Linked DNA regions of Homo sapiens: region 2 is linked to region 1. A link is a contact called in ENCODE Hi-C data. All regions are on one chromosome and are shown on one strand. Each heading gives the region's core, a stretch centred on a gene start or an enhancer-like site at or near the end of the contact. The rest is flanking DNA. Distances are from core to core; before and after follow the strand shown.

Region 1 (6,067 bases), core at 2,920-5,419:
TTAAAAAAATTTTTTTAAATAGCTAATATTTGAAAGCACACACCTTTTTTTTTTTTTTTTTTTTTTTTGAGAGGAAGTCTCACTCTTGTCCCCCAGGCTGGAGTGCAATGGCACGATCTCAGCTCTCTGCAATCTCCGCCTCCCGGGTTCAAGAGATTCTCCTGCCTCAGCCTTCCGAGTAGCTGGGATTACAGGCACCTGCCACCATGCCTGGTTAATTTTTGTATTTTTAGTAGAGACAGGGTTTCAACATGTTGGCCAGGTTGGTCTTGAACTCCTGACCTCAGGTGATCCACCTGCCTCGGCCTCCCAAAGTCCTGGGATTACAGGCGTGAGCCACCGTGCCTGGCTTTTTTTTTTTTTTTTAAAAAACAAATACTTTCTTATTTAAGACACACAATCACTCCCAGAAGAGTGGAGTATTACCTCTTTTACAGATGGGAAACTGGAGGCTCAGAAAGGCTATTTAGGACCTTGCCCCAGTGGTCACCCAGTTAAGAAGCTCGAAGAGCCAGAATACAACCCACGTAGGTCCAGAGCCCCAGCTGTCCACCACTATACTCAAGTGGCTGGAGAGGGCATTTTAGAACACTTAAAATGAAAACCAACTAAAAGAAAACCTAATTCACACATCATTAATAAAAGCCAGTTACTGTATAGAAAGCAGACGGCCTGTATTCTTAAAAAGATGATAGGCTTTAACTATCTAGGGCATGAAAAAAAAGTAGGAGTCTAATTATGGATGCTCTTTCTTCTAAAGTAGAGAGATATGTGCATCAAGTTAACAAGCACCATTTCTGAGTTTTACAAAGATGAAGTTTTAAAATGTGAATGATCCTGACTTGTCAGCTTAGCAACAATCACAGAATTCATTACTTACATTTTCACTAAGGGGGGAGGGGTTATCTAGGTCAGTCCACCTAGATGTAAAAATAGATTTCTGCAATGTTGAAAGAGTACACTGCCTCATTATTATTCCAGTCTCAAAGGCTGAAATAAGCCCAGCAAGACAGACCATGTAGTTTCCCTGTTATCTCAACAGGTATTGATTTTGAATTTAAAAAATGACCATTCAGTAACTAAGAACTTCATCTCATGGAGTCTTTGCCCACTTCTAGGCAGAAACTCCATATCCCTGAAAGATTAGTCGACTCTTCCCATGACCCCCTAGTTCTCATTGGCATTTTTAGGGGAGCTAATTCACCAAATGAGTTCATAAAAGGGTTCTTTTTAAATCCTATACTAGTTTCCTCCCAAGGAGATGGTGACATCAAGAAATTAGCACTCGATGTCTTCCTCTCGCATCACATACGTTCTGGGTGTCAGGAAAACATATCTTTACAGCTGCATCCAAGTGAGTTCCACAATACAGGAGCTACGATCATTTAAATGGATGAATACTTTCTGCACAGTAAAATTGTTGCTTTCCCTTCATTACAACAGACTTATTGTAGCCTCAGGACAGACTTGAAATTACATCAACCCTGCTTGAGAAAAGTTATTATTATGAGTTTACAAAAATTTCACTAGTTCTACCTATTCCTCGCTGTCTCAACAATAAAAAACCTAAAAGCAGATAGCTGAGAAGTTTCAACTGGGACCTCAAGAAGTCCAGCATCACTGTAGTAGAATTTGTGATTACGGTCTGCTGAAGTTCTAGCCCTTCTCTGATTTCCTCTCTTCACTAGATCTGACTGGCCCAATGTGCTAATTTACGATAATCCGCACATATAATGTCTAACTCAGTTTTAATACACAGCTTATTTAAAAATCGGGTATCTCCATGCTAACAATACAAGGCAGCAGGTACAATAACATTGTCAGTAGAATTGTTTTATTTATTTATTTATTTATTTATTTATTTATTTAAAGACAGAGTCTCGCTCTGTGCCCAGGCTGACGCGATCTCGGTTCACTGCAACCTCCGCCTCCCGGGTTCAAGTGATTCTCCGCCTCACCCTCCCGAGTAGCTGGGATTACAGGCGCCCACCACCACGCCCGGCTAATTTTTGTATTTTTAGTAGAGACAGGGTTTCACCATCTCGGCCAGGCTGGTCTTGAACTCCTGACCTGGTGATCCACCTATCTCGGCCTCTCAAAGTGGTGGGATTACAGGCATGAGCCACCGCCCCCGGCCCGTCAGCAGAATTTTAAAGAAAATCAAGAAATCACATAAGGTTTTGACCTTTTAATAGAAAAGACTGGCGTAGACAGGCAACAGTGGCAGATGCGGCAGAAACACTCTGCAGTTACCTTACACAATTGCTTTACCACATTCCACCTAAGCAGTTGAGGCACAAACTTTATCACCACCATTTTACAGGTTATGAAGAGTGAGTTTTGTAAAGTTGCATGAGTTTTGCCAAACCACTTAAATGAGTTGACAATGAGCCATCCATCCCGCTAAGATTACTAATCTTGTTTACACAAAGAAGATCACAGTTGTGACAAGAAAAAACAAGCTTTCACATTTCAAGTCTGCAATATTAACTTTACAGAATCCTCTCAATTACAAATGCATTCGAAGATGATCTCCTTTTCTTCATAGTTCTGTTAACTAGCATTACAGCTATCCAAGAAGAAATGTCTACCTGTGGGTAAGCACATTTCTTCAATGTTTATTCCAAATGGAGTTTCTGGTTATTTTCACAGCAAACTGTTACGAAACTTATACACAAAGTGCAAAAACAAGAGAATTGTAAGATTGAGATGAGTGCATGAGGTATTATTCCACCAAATATATTCAATCTGTAAAAACTCAAATCATCCTTCCAAAATGATTAACAGATGCTAAAGGAAAAAGGGAAAGCGGGCAAATAAACCAGAGACTCATTGCTTCACTTCTGGGGCAATCGATTACTACTTCAAATTATGAGTGAAGACCAAAATCCTGCACAAAGGGCCGCGACACAACCCCGTCACTATTGCTACTATTTCCATCCAGTTGGTCTCTCGATCTTGGAAGTGGCAGGCCAGAATCTGAGCCCGGCTCTCCCTCCGTGAACTTTACACAGAGGCTGACACCCAAATCCCCAGTTCTCGGACAAGCGAGTAAGTAGTTGGCGGAGCAAAGAACAACTCCAGGTGCCTCCTGCCAGAACAGATGCCAGCGTGGAGGAGGTGCTTTGTTAAATGGCACTTCAATCAGCCCTGGGGAGAACGGGTTACAGAGCCTCACATCCAGCCTCGACGATTCAACAGCCCGGGAGGGCAAAGGTATTCACCGGGGAGGGCGAAGGCTTCCTCTCCCAGGACAGACCCGCGCTTGGGCTGCGGCCTCCGTCTTTATTTTGAAGCCCTACAGGGCTCGTCTCTGCAGCAGGCTCAGAATGAGCTATTTTCGCCCACAGCCAAAATCAGCAACAGCAAATTACACTGCAAACAATGGCGAGGGCGCCTGCTCGGCTCGGCTCGAAACTCCGGAGAGGCAGCGCAAAGATTCTGACTTTTCACTTGGGCAGAGCCCGTCCGCCGCCTCCCCGCGCTCCGGCTGCGCACCGCGCTCGGGTTCCGGCCACACGCCCCGAGGACAGGGAGACAGGGCGGCCGCCGGGACGTTCGGCGGGGAGGGCACCGTCACACCCAGGGCGAGACCCCGGAGACCTGGAGACGCGGGGCCGCGGGTGGCCGGGTGGCGGGATTCCCTCGCGGAGCGGCGGGCGCTCCCTGGCGGGGAGGACAGCAGAGCGCGGGCCGTCGGGGAACCGGGCGTCCCGCATAGCGCGCGGGGACCTGGGCGCCGTGAGGGGCAGGCGGACCTGGGATCCCAGAACCGCAGCCTGGGCTCCGACGCCCCCGACGCCCACCCTTTTAGCTCGGAGGATCGGGGAGGCACGGACCTCCGGCGGCAGCGGAGGGCGGCGGCGAAACGCCGGGGGCGCGTGGGTTAGCACTGAGCCGCCGCCCCAGCCCGCCTCGCCCCCGGGCCCGCGCGCACCCGCCGCCCCCCAGCCCGCTGCGCTCACCCGGCTCTTGCAGCGGTGGTGCCGGCCGGGGTACGAGTAGGTCCGGTCCACGGTGAGCGCCGTGTCGCTGCCCGGCATCTCCGCGCTCCGGCCGCGAACTTTCCCGTCTTCTGGGGCTGCCGCGCCGCGAGCCACCGGCTGTGCTCGGGATCACCCTGGGAGCCGCGGGCGAGGGGGCGGCGCGGCTGCTGCAGCTGTTGCCTCTGGTGCCAACACCCGCGCGGCCGCCCTGCGCCGCCGCCGCCGCGGGGTGGGGGAGGCGGGGCAGGAGGCGAGAGTCTCCTCCCCCTTCCCTTCTCCCCGCCTCTCCCGCGCCCCGCAGCCGCCTGGACCCCCCACCCACCCCCGACCCGGGAGGCAATGTCTTCGCCTCCCTCCCTGGCTGAAAGTTGATTCCATCCCCTCCCACACAGCCCTCTTTCTCCCCAAAAGATAAGCGACATCCACACTACACTATCTGTTGACTTATTTTATATATAAAAGGTGACTGTTACTGCAAGAAGTTGACACTTGCCTTAAATGCCTCTTTTTATGTTATTCTCCATTCAACAGGCACTTACTGGGCAGCTGCCATGTACCAGACGCTGGACTAGAGACCAGAGATTTAAAGTAAAAAAATGAAATAAAATAAAAACTCCCCCCGACCATGATTGCCCTGAGCATAGAGCATACTTCCACTTAAACTAAGATCCTACTGTGTTGTGTATTTTAATTTTGCATATCTGGCTCACCTTTATGTTTCTTTCTTTTTTTTTTTTTTTTGAGACTGAGTCTCGCTCTGTCACCCAGGCTGGAGTGCAGTGGCGCAATCTCGGCTCACTGCAAGCTCCGCCTCCCGGGTTCACGCCATTCTCCTGCCTCAGCCTCCCAAGTAGCTGGGACTACAGGCGCCTGCCACCACACCCAGCTAAATTTTTTTGTATTTTTAGTAGAGACGGGATTTCACCATGTTAGCCAGGATGGTCTCGATCTCCCGACCTCGTGATCCACCTGCCCTAGCCTCCCAAAGTGCTGGGATTACAGGCGTGAGCCACTGTGCCCAGCTTACCTTTATGTTTTAAGCTACTTGGAAGTCAGGATATCTTTTCATTTTAGTATTCCCCATTCCCAGTCATCAGTCCCTGCCCACAAGGAATTTGGAGTTTAGAAGAGGAAGGACCATTGGTGAACAATTTAAATATCAGTAACCCCAAACAAAATTCAAAACACCTGTTCTGGCTCTGTAGGGTGTACAGTGGGAGACTGGGCTGAAATATTTAAAGTGCAGCTGTTCCAGAGAGGACCTGGAGCCCAGTGTGACCAGTCCAGGGGGAGGGAAGGATTTCCCTCATAGGGTTCAAAGGGGACGGTAGAGCAGGCTGAAGAAAACTTTGGAGCCCCTAAAATCAGAGGTACATTTGGGAAAACCTCAAGTCATCAGTTTTGGGGAGTGTCCTCAGGAACAGGAAGACATGATGGAAAAGAAGGCAGAGACCATGCAGAATCTTCGTTCAAGGGTAAGAAGTTCAGCCTTATTCTGTGGGAACTGGGTAGCTGTTGGAAATTCTTGAACAGGGAAATGATAGCATGGGAATGGAAGTTTAAGGAGAAGGTATATCTGACATCAGGGTGAAGCAGCGATTGAAGATGGGCAAAACACACTGGCTTCTTAGAAGGCCACTGTAAAGACAGAATAGCCTAATTATCCTTCAGAAGGAGACTAAGTAAATAAATGATGGTACATCATCCAATAGAATATTAGGTAACTGGAATAGAAATGAGGCAGCCCTCTATGAATAGCTTTGGAAGCAAATCTAACATACATGGTTCAGTGGAAAAAAAGCAATGTGCAGGATAATATATATGGCATTCCACCATTTATGTAAAAACAATATATGTTATGTGCTTCTACATGCACGACATATATCTGGGAGGATAAATAAGAAACTAGGGAAACAGACAAGAAATTGATGCCAAGAGAGGGGAACCAGGTAGCTAGAAGGCAGAGATGGAGAGAGATCTAATTTTCACTGTGTATACTTTTGAAACTTGAATGTTTATACTGTGGGCATATATTAACTATTCAGAAAGTAAAATTTTTTAAAAAATGTTTTTTAGAGATA
Region 2 (6,819 bases), core at 2,731-5,230, 350 kb before region 1:
TTCTCTCTTTGAACAGCCTTCCTCTTCGCTTCTGGGTAAACATCCTGAAGAACCCTCAGTTTGTCTTTGACATTAAGAAGACACCACATATAGACGGCTGTTTGTCAGTGATTGCCCAGGCATTCATGGATGCATTTTCTCTCACAGAGCAGCAACTAGGGAAGGTAAGGCCCAGCTTGAGTATTTCTTGTATGCAGTCTTATGAGTTTGACATACTTGTCTTTCTGATAAGCATTCAAATAATAAACAATTGGTCTAAACTACACCAGCTAAAAAGAGATAGCAAGGGCCACTGTCAATTTGCTGTTATTTAAAATCTGTCTCATTATTTTTAATCTAATTTTTTTAAAGTGAAAAACAAAATAATTAGCCCCACCCAACTGCAGAATTCTGCCTGTGAAAAACTTTATCACAAAGTATGCGTTTTGTTTCCTAGAAAAATATTCTATGGACACTGATAAACTATTAACCCAAAATATGCAACCATTGAAATTTGCCTAAATCAATTCTATTTGAATATACATAAAATGCCTATTTGAATATAACACATTGCTTATGGGACACAAAATCTTGCTCAAGATTTCTAACAATACCAGTTTGTCAGTTTCTAATCAAAGCATGAGTACTGTTTTCCTATGGTTTTCTTTGCTGATCAATAGTCCCAAGAACTCAAAGAAAGACAAAAATCAGAGCAAACTTCGAAAGAGATGTTTTGGTCTTATTTGAGCGCTCCAAAATATACTAAACTGAGCAATATCTGTGCCTAATGGATCTTTGAACACTGAGGAGGAGTTCTTGGGCAGGACTTTAAGAGTACCTGGAATGAATGGAGACTGATGTTCCACAGGTGCCTCAGACTCCCAGTCATAATCTAAACTCTTTATCAGCAGTATTTCTGCAAAACAAACCTGTTTTTACTTTTGTCTTCCCTAGCATTGCCTAGTCTCTCAAGGTAGAATCCTCAACGTTATCTTTGACTCCTCTTCCTTCCAACCTCTATCCCCAAATTATTGGTTACCACTTACTTCTGTCTCAAATGTCTGTCGCTCCCTCCTCCTTCCTTAGCCTTATCACTTAGCCTTATCCCTTCATCCCGTCCCTACTGGGATAACTGCTTCCTAATTGGTGTCCTTGCCCCTGCTGTCCACCTTTCCTTCTAAACTTTTCCTTTTCACTGTCTCTCAGGTAATCTTTCTAAAACATAAATCTGATGATGTCAGTCTGCTTCTTAAAAATTGCAACTATTTCCCATTACCTACCAGCTAAAGTCTTCACAGTGCCACATAGTGCTTCCTGATGGGCTTCAGCCCTCTTTGCTGGCCTCGTTATTTTCTTGCACGCCCCACATACCCACTGTGCTACAGCTTTTACTTTTCCCAAGTTCACACCATGAACTTGTTCTCACACCCCTTTGCTCATCTTTCCTGTCTCACAGTCCCTCTGTCTAGTAAAATCCTACCCATTCATTCATCATAAACATTTTATTCATTCGACAAATATGATTTCCTAATGAGGACCAGAAACTGTAGGAGACTCAGATCAGTCTACATATGCCTACTTTGTGAACTTTCCCCAATATATTTCCTACAGCACTTTCTTCATTTGACTAATAAAGTTCATCTTAGCATGCAGCACACTGAAAGGCACTTAAATGTTTGTTCACACTAAAAACAGTTGTTTATGAATTATGTTCTTGACACACTTCACTTAATCCTCACAAGTACCAAATAAGGTAGTTATTATTACCCTCATTTTATAGATGAGAAAATTGATGTTCTGGGAGGTTACAAGTCTTGCCTGAAACCACACAAAGTAGCAGAATTATGATTTCTGATTTGTCCAACTCTTTCTGTCAACTACTGCTGCTAATTATTTGTATCATAGTAAGCACTTCATAAATCTGTCTTTGCAACTAGATTGTAAGCTTCTCAAGGGCAGCCACTAGTCTTTATCATTGTACTCTCAATGCCTGCTCCAGTGCTTAATAATGTTTATTGAATGAATGAATGATAGCATGATTTCTGGGTTCCACTTAAATTTGACAAATGAGAAAATCTCAATAATATCTCAGTCTCTAGGCATCCTTCAGAATGATTCATCAAGCCATTGATTCAGCCTCATGGGCTGGGACATTAGCCCTATCATTAACTTACCTATCTTCCCTGAGTAGAATTTTTTAAAGTTTTGTGAAAAATAATGATTTTTAAAAATAAAATCATATTTAATTTTTAAATATCACTGTTATAATTACGTAGAATCATTCAAATTGCCAGAGAACCTCTGCAAAATCACACATCAGAGCCACCAATACTAATGACCATGTGCTTCCCTGAAGAAACTGGATGATGTCTATAATCTAATGAAATAAAAGGGACAAGCTGGAAAATCTGCCTCTGCCAATTACTTACCAGTTTCATGGTTATATAAAGGGCTCAATCAGACCTACAATCAAGTCTTTTGTAAATGCCAAATTCACTGGTGGGTGAGGATGAGAGCAAATGTTTTAATTCAGGCTTTTTACAACCATTAGTAATGAACTATGATTGAAATAAGTTCCATTGTTACAGTAACTCAAAATCATGCAAAAATAATAATTTTAGTTCTTTTATGAGAGGAAGGCAGAATATATTAGCATTTAATCTGCCTGAAAATAACAGTGACTCACCAGAACTATCTAGATAGCAGTCAGTCATTCAGTCAACAACATTTAAGGCCTACTGCATGAAGCCTTGTTAGCAAGAGGTAAAACTGGTTGGTGGTGGGGGTTCAGCTACATTGGAATATTATAAATTCCTCCATCTTTTTTTTTTTTTTTTTTTACTCTTTTGGTGATGGTTGCTTTTTTTTTTTTTTTTTCCCCAGGAAGCACCAACTAATAAGCTTCTCTATGCCAAGGATATCCCAACCTACAAAGAAGAAGTAAAATCTTATTACAAAGCAATCAGGGATTTGCCTCCATTGTCATCCTCAGAAATGGAAGAATTTTTAACTCAGGAATCTAAGGTATCATTAGAAAGCAGAAATAAGCTTATATTTGGTTACTTTACGTCATTTCAGAATCTCTCAACAAGTCTTTCTTTTAGAAACATGAAAATGAATTTAATGAAGAAGTGGCCTTGACAGAAATTTACAAATACATCGTAAAATATTTTGATGAGGTAAGATTTTAAATAACATTGTTTTTAACCTTTGAATCAGGCACAAGGATGTGGTTATAGCATTCTGTCAGTTTCAGAACAGCTCTGGCATCCCAAAAGGCCAGAAAGGGAAGCCAGGAAGCCTGTCTGAGATGGGGGATCCTGGCACTGAGCCAGACCCTGTACATGGCTGCCCCCCTTACAGTTTTATCATGCTGCCCACATTTGGACCAGCCTGAATTTACATTTGAGTTCATGGGGCCTACAGCCACCCTGACTCAAGTTAACTTTGATGAGTAAGTAGTGGCCCTATTAAATGGGGTCAGCTTATGCTTGATTGTAATTTGCTAAAAATGAAAGCTAAGCTTGTTAAATTGCCTAGATTCTGTATTCAATCGTTATATGAAATTATGACATATTTCTAACTTAAGCGACTATTTCAATAAACCATTCTCCTTTATGATTAATTCTCCTTAATCTGGGTTTTTTTCTTTGGAAATTCAAACAGACACATTCATCAGATGCTTTGTTTCCAAACAAATGTTAACTCCCCCTTCCCTGATTCCCCCCCAATCATGCTGGGACAGGCTATCCATGTCAATGGTGAGAATAGCTCACCAATTCCATTTGCTACTTGAAGATGAAGTGAAGCTCTAAGGTAGGGTAGAGGCAATGAGTTCTTAAACATGATAAGCATCCCTCGTTCCAGGGGTCAGGGGAGAGAAGGGAAGCACGAGGAGGGACTACACTGCCCAGATGGGAGGGAAGGGAAGGATCTGTCTCTGACCAGGATGTCCCTGCCTGCTGCATTTAAGGAGAAATACTTGCCTGCATGTTGGCTGCCCAGGAATGCTTGCTGTGCTTGGAATGGCTGTGACATAATGCATAAAGCAGGGCCTAGGAAGCCTGGCCCCATATTTGTAAGCAAATAGTTGGTATTTCTTGCGAGCTTCTATTTTAAGCCAAGGTATTGTTGATCCTGTGATAAGGACTTAGCAAAACAACTTGCAAAGTGAGTATGTAAATGATGGAAGAAAATGTTGGCATCTGTTTCATACAGATTTTACCACTCACAGCATCAGGTATGCAAAAAACAGAATTGTAACGCTAAAACCACAATATCTAAAATAACTGTTCTAATTGTCAACAGATTCTAAATAAACTAGAAAGAGAACGAGGGCTGGAAGAAGCTCAGAAACAACTCTTGCATGTAAAAGTCTTATTTGATGAAAAGAAGAAATGCAAGTGGATGTAAGCACTCTGGGGCCTGGCTTAATCTGGCAAAGTTCTTCAGACGACTTGGGAGCAAAATGGCTGCTTGAGCTACTCTGTGTCGTTAATTTGTTGTTTGCACATAGGTTCCACTTTGGGCACTGTCTTTTTAAGAGACCAAGGCACATGCACAGCTTTTAGAAAGCATACCAACCCTTGTGCCTGTGTGTATACCGTGGGAACCCTTCTGTAAATAGAGTTGAAGTGGTTGTTGCAAACAGCCTCCTTGTTTACAGAGAATACAAGGCCAGTAAGCGAATGTCAGTATTGTAACTACAGTCTCCACTTAAGCACAATGATATAAGTGGTTTTGTTTGAAAACTACAGCTATGTAGCACTTGTGCTACACTGCACCTCTGCATTGTAAAGGGATACTGCCAGTGCTCAAAACAAAATGTGAAATGAGTCATTTGGAAACAAGGTGGGGGTGTTAGGGCAACCTCGAGGATTTGCAGCATTGAAACTTTCCCCAGTAGTTCTTGGAAAAGCTGACCGCAGAATTTGGTAGTGTACACTTAGCATTTGTGAGTGTGTGTGTGTGTTTAAACCAAAAACTAACAGTGTTGCAACATTGTTGAAAGGGCTCGTGTTTTTCAGTGGTCATCAACTGCACTCCATCAAACTCACCTCCATTTCACCAAGGAGCTCTAAAGTAAGGAGAGTGGGCTTTATTTAAATGAACAGCATTTTAACCAGATACTTTGTCCTAATGTATGTTCCTTTTCTTCATCTGTTTTTTCATACTAAATGTATTTGATAGTGGACATGTTGGATATTATACAAAAAAATCATTAATTCATTTCTGTTCCAAAACCTTTGATCAGAACGATCTGTGGAAGAGTAACTCCATTTCTATATGAGTGAGTGTCTCCTTGCTTTAGATTTCTGGTGAACCCTGTGGTTATGAATACTTGTGTGTGATTTAAAAAAAAAAAGATACATTTTACATTTTATCGAATTGCTGTTCACACTGGAGTATTATATATAAATATATATATTTGAGGCCCAAGGCCTGAAAAATATTAGTATACAACTTGGTATCTTAGTCTTACTATGTACTTTTTGAAAGTATTCCTCGCAGGAGAAAGAATTTAAAATACCCATTTTATTCATGCCTTTCTTTTTAAAGAATTCTCTATCCAGTTATACTGTAGTCTTTTTAGTGCTGATTTTTTAATTCCTGAATTTTTGCTGCTCATGACCAGTTTTAATACCACTGTGTTTTCCTTCTATTAAACCAGAAGAAGTAAACAGCATAATTGGCAACTCTTGAGCTTTTCTTGTGGCAGGCACCTTTTACCCTTGGTGCTCCAAATCCCCCATCTAGGAAAGAAAATTTTTTCAAGTCAAATAACATTGATCACATATTCCTTGAAATCATTTACCAACACTGTATGGAGCATTAGGATTTAAATATGAATTTGTCTTAAAGGCAATTCCTTTTTGCTTCTGTATTATCTGGAAAAGCATGAGAGAGGTGACACCTCAACAAACTGATCAGAGAAAATAAGCAGTTACTACCCTGATAGGCACCTTCCCAATCCTGTTGCTTTTGACCATTGTCTGTCCAACGGACACACCTCAAACAAACAAAACTACCAAATAGATGACAGATCAGAATAAAGGTGAGAGGTCTGGTCCCCATTGAAGGCTGCTACAGTCTTCAAAGAGGTGAAGGAGTTCATAAGAGAACAACAGTAGGAAAGTTGAGAGCCAAGGGTAGGAGAGTTGCCCAAAAGACTTCCCCTACTACTTTAGGGTACTGAAAACTCAAAGGATCAGCTACAGCTTTATCTAAGTATTTACTAAATGCTACATGAGGGTGTCCCTGTCCAGCTTTCTGGCACATGAGTCCTGTGTGGAGAGTTACCTCCTCTTCCAGGGACTGTGCTGTTGGGAACTTTGGGCAAGTCACTTACCTCTTTGTGCCTCAATTTCTGTATAATATTTCTAAGCTACCTCACTGAGGTGGTATGAAGATTCACTAATGTATGTAGCGTGTTTGTCAATCCTCCAGTGAAAAGCACTATCTAGATCACATTTTGGATCACATTAGCCAAATGCAGTAAATGGCCAAATTAGATGTGTGCTGAAGACAATCAGTCACTGGGTCTATATTAAACAGCAACCAGAGCAACAAATGGCAAACAATTTCTATTTTCAAGTTTCTTTGCATATTTTTTTGGTGCAAAACCATTTATAAACTTTTTTTTCTAACACTAGTGTCTACAGCAGCATTCAAAAAAATTCTGTTACCTTTTCTGTATTAGGATTTAAAGTCTATTTCTTATTGTATACCTGATTGAAGCTGTTCTTGGAGATGAATGTTTTAAATGTCTATATCCAAAAAATAAACATTTTGATGTAACTGTGGACTGTCTTTTTTTTTTTTCAATTTTCTAGTTATAAT

The links. A loop is a pair of places that touch in the nucleus more often than their neighbours do. Pooled maps may share reads with other maps.
Region 2: a pooled map shows a loop between it and region 1 (2.9-fold over the local background). The contact joins the enhancer-like site here to the promoter of TMCC3 in region 1. A Hi-C loop is called at or near these places in 2 of 37 single-sample maps with no recorded cell type and 9 of 50 pooled maps.

The regions. Positions count from the first base shown.
Region 1 is chr12:94,646,388-94,652,454 of GRCh38, forward strand. TMCC3 (transmembrane and coiled-coil domain family 3) reads right to left here and starts at 4,170. Exons shown (of 4, transcript NM_020698.4): 1 at 3,966-4,170. The coding sequence starts at 4,043. LOC105369914 (a long non-coding RNA gene) reads left to right here and starts at 51. Exons shown (of 2, transcript XR_945225.4): 1 at 51-3,216; 2 at 4,518-4,615. RefSeq lists silencers at 3,414-3,543, 3,634-4,103, 4,124-4,293 and an enhancer at 3,622-4,337.
Region 2 is chr12:94,300,894-94,307,712 of GRCh38, forward strand. PLXNC1 (plexin C1) reads left to right here. Exons shown (of 31, transcript NM_005761.3): 28 at 17-164; 29 at 2,863-3,003; 30 at 3,084-3,158; 31 at 4,288-6,782. The coding sequence ends at 4,392. It overlaps CEP83 (centrosomal protein 83), which reads right to left. Exons shown (of 17, transcript NM_016122.3): 17 at 6,805-6,819. Among named protein-coding and RNA genes, the nearest start is that of PLXNC1-AS1, 130 kb to the left of the region's middle. RefSeq lists an enhancer at 3,441-4,320 and a silencer at 4,935-5,034. Within about 2 kb of position 3,981, at least 3 of the 41 ENCODE cell types and tissues checked have a DNase peak (open chromatin) inside an H3K27ac peak, as active enhancers do.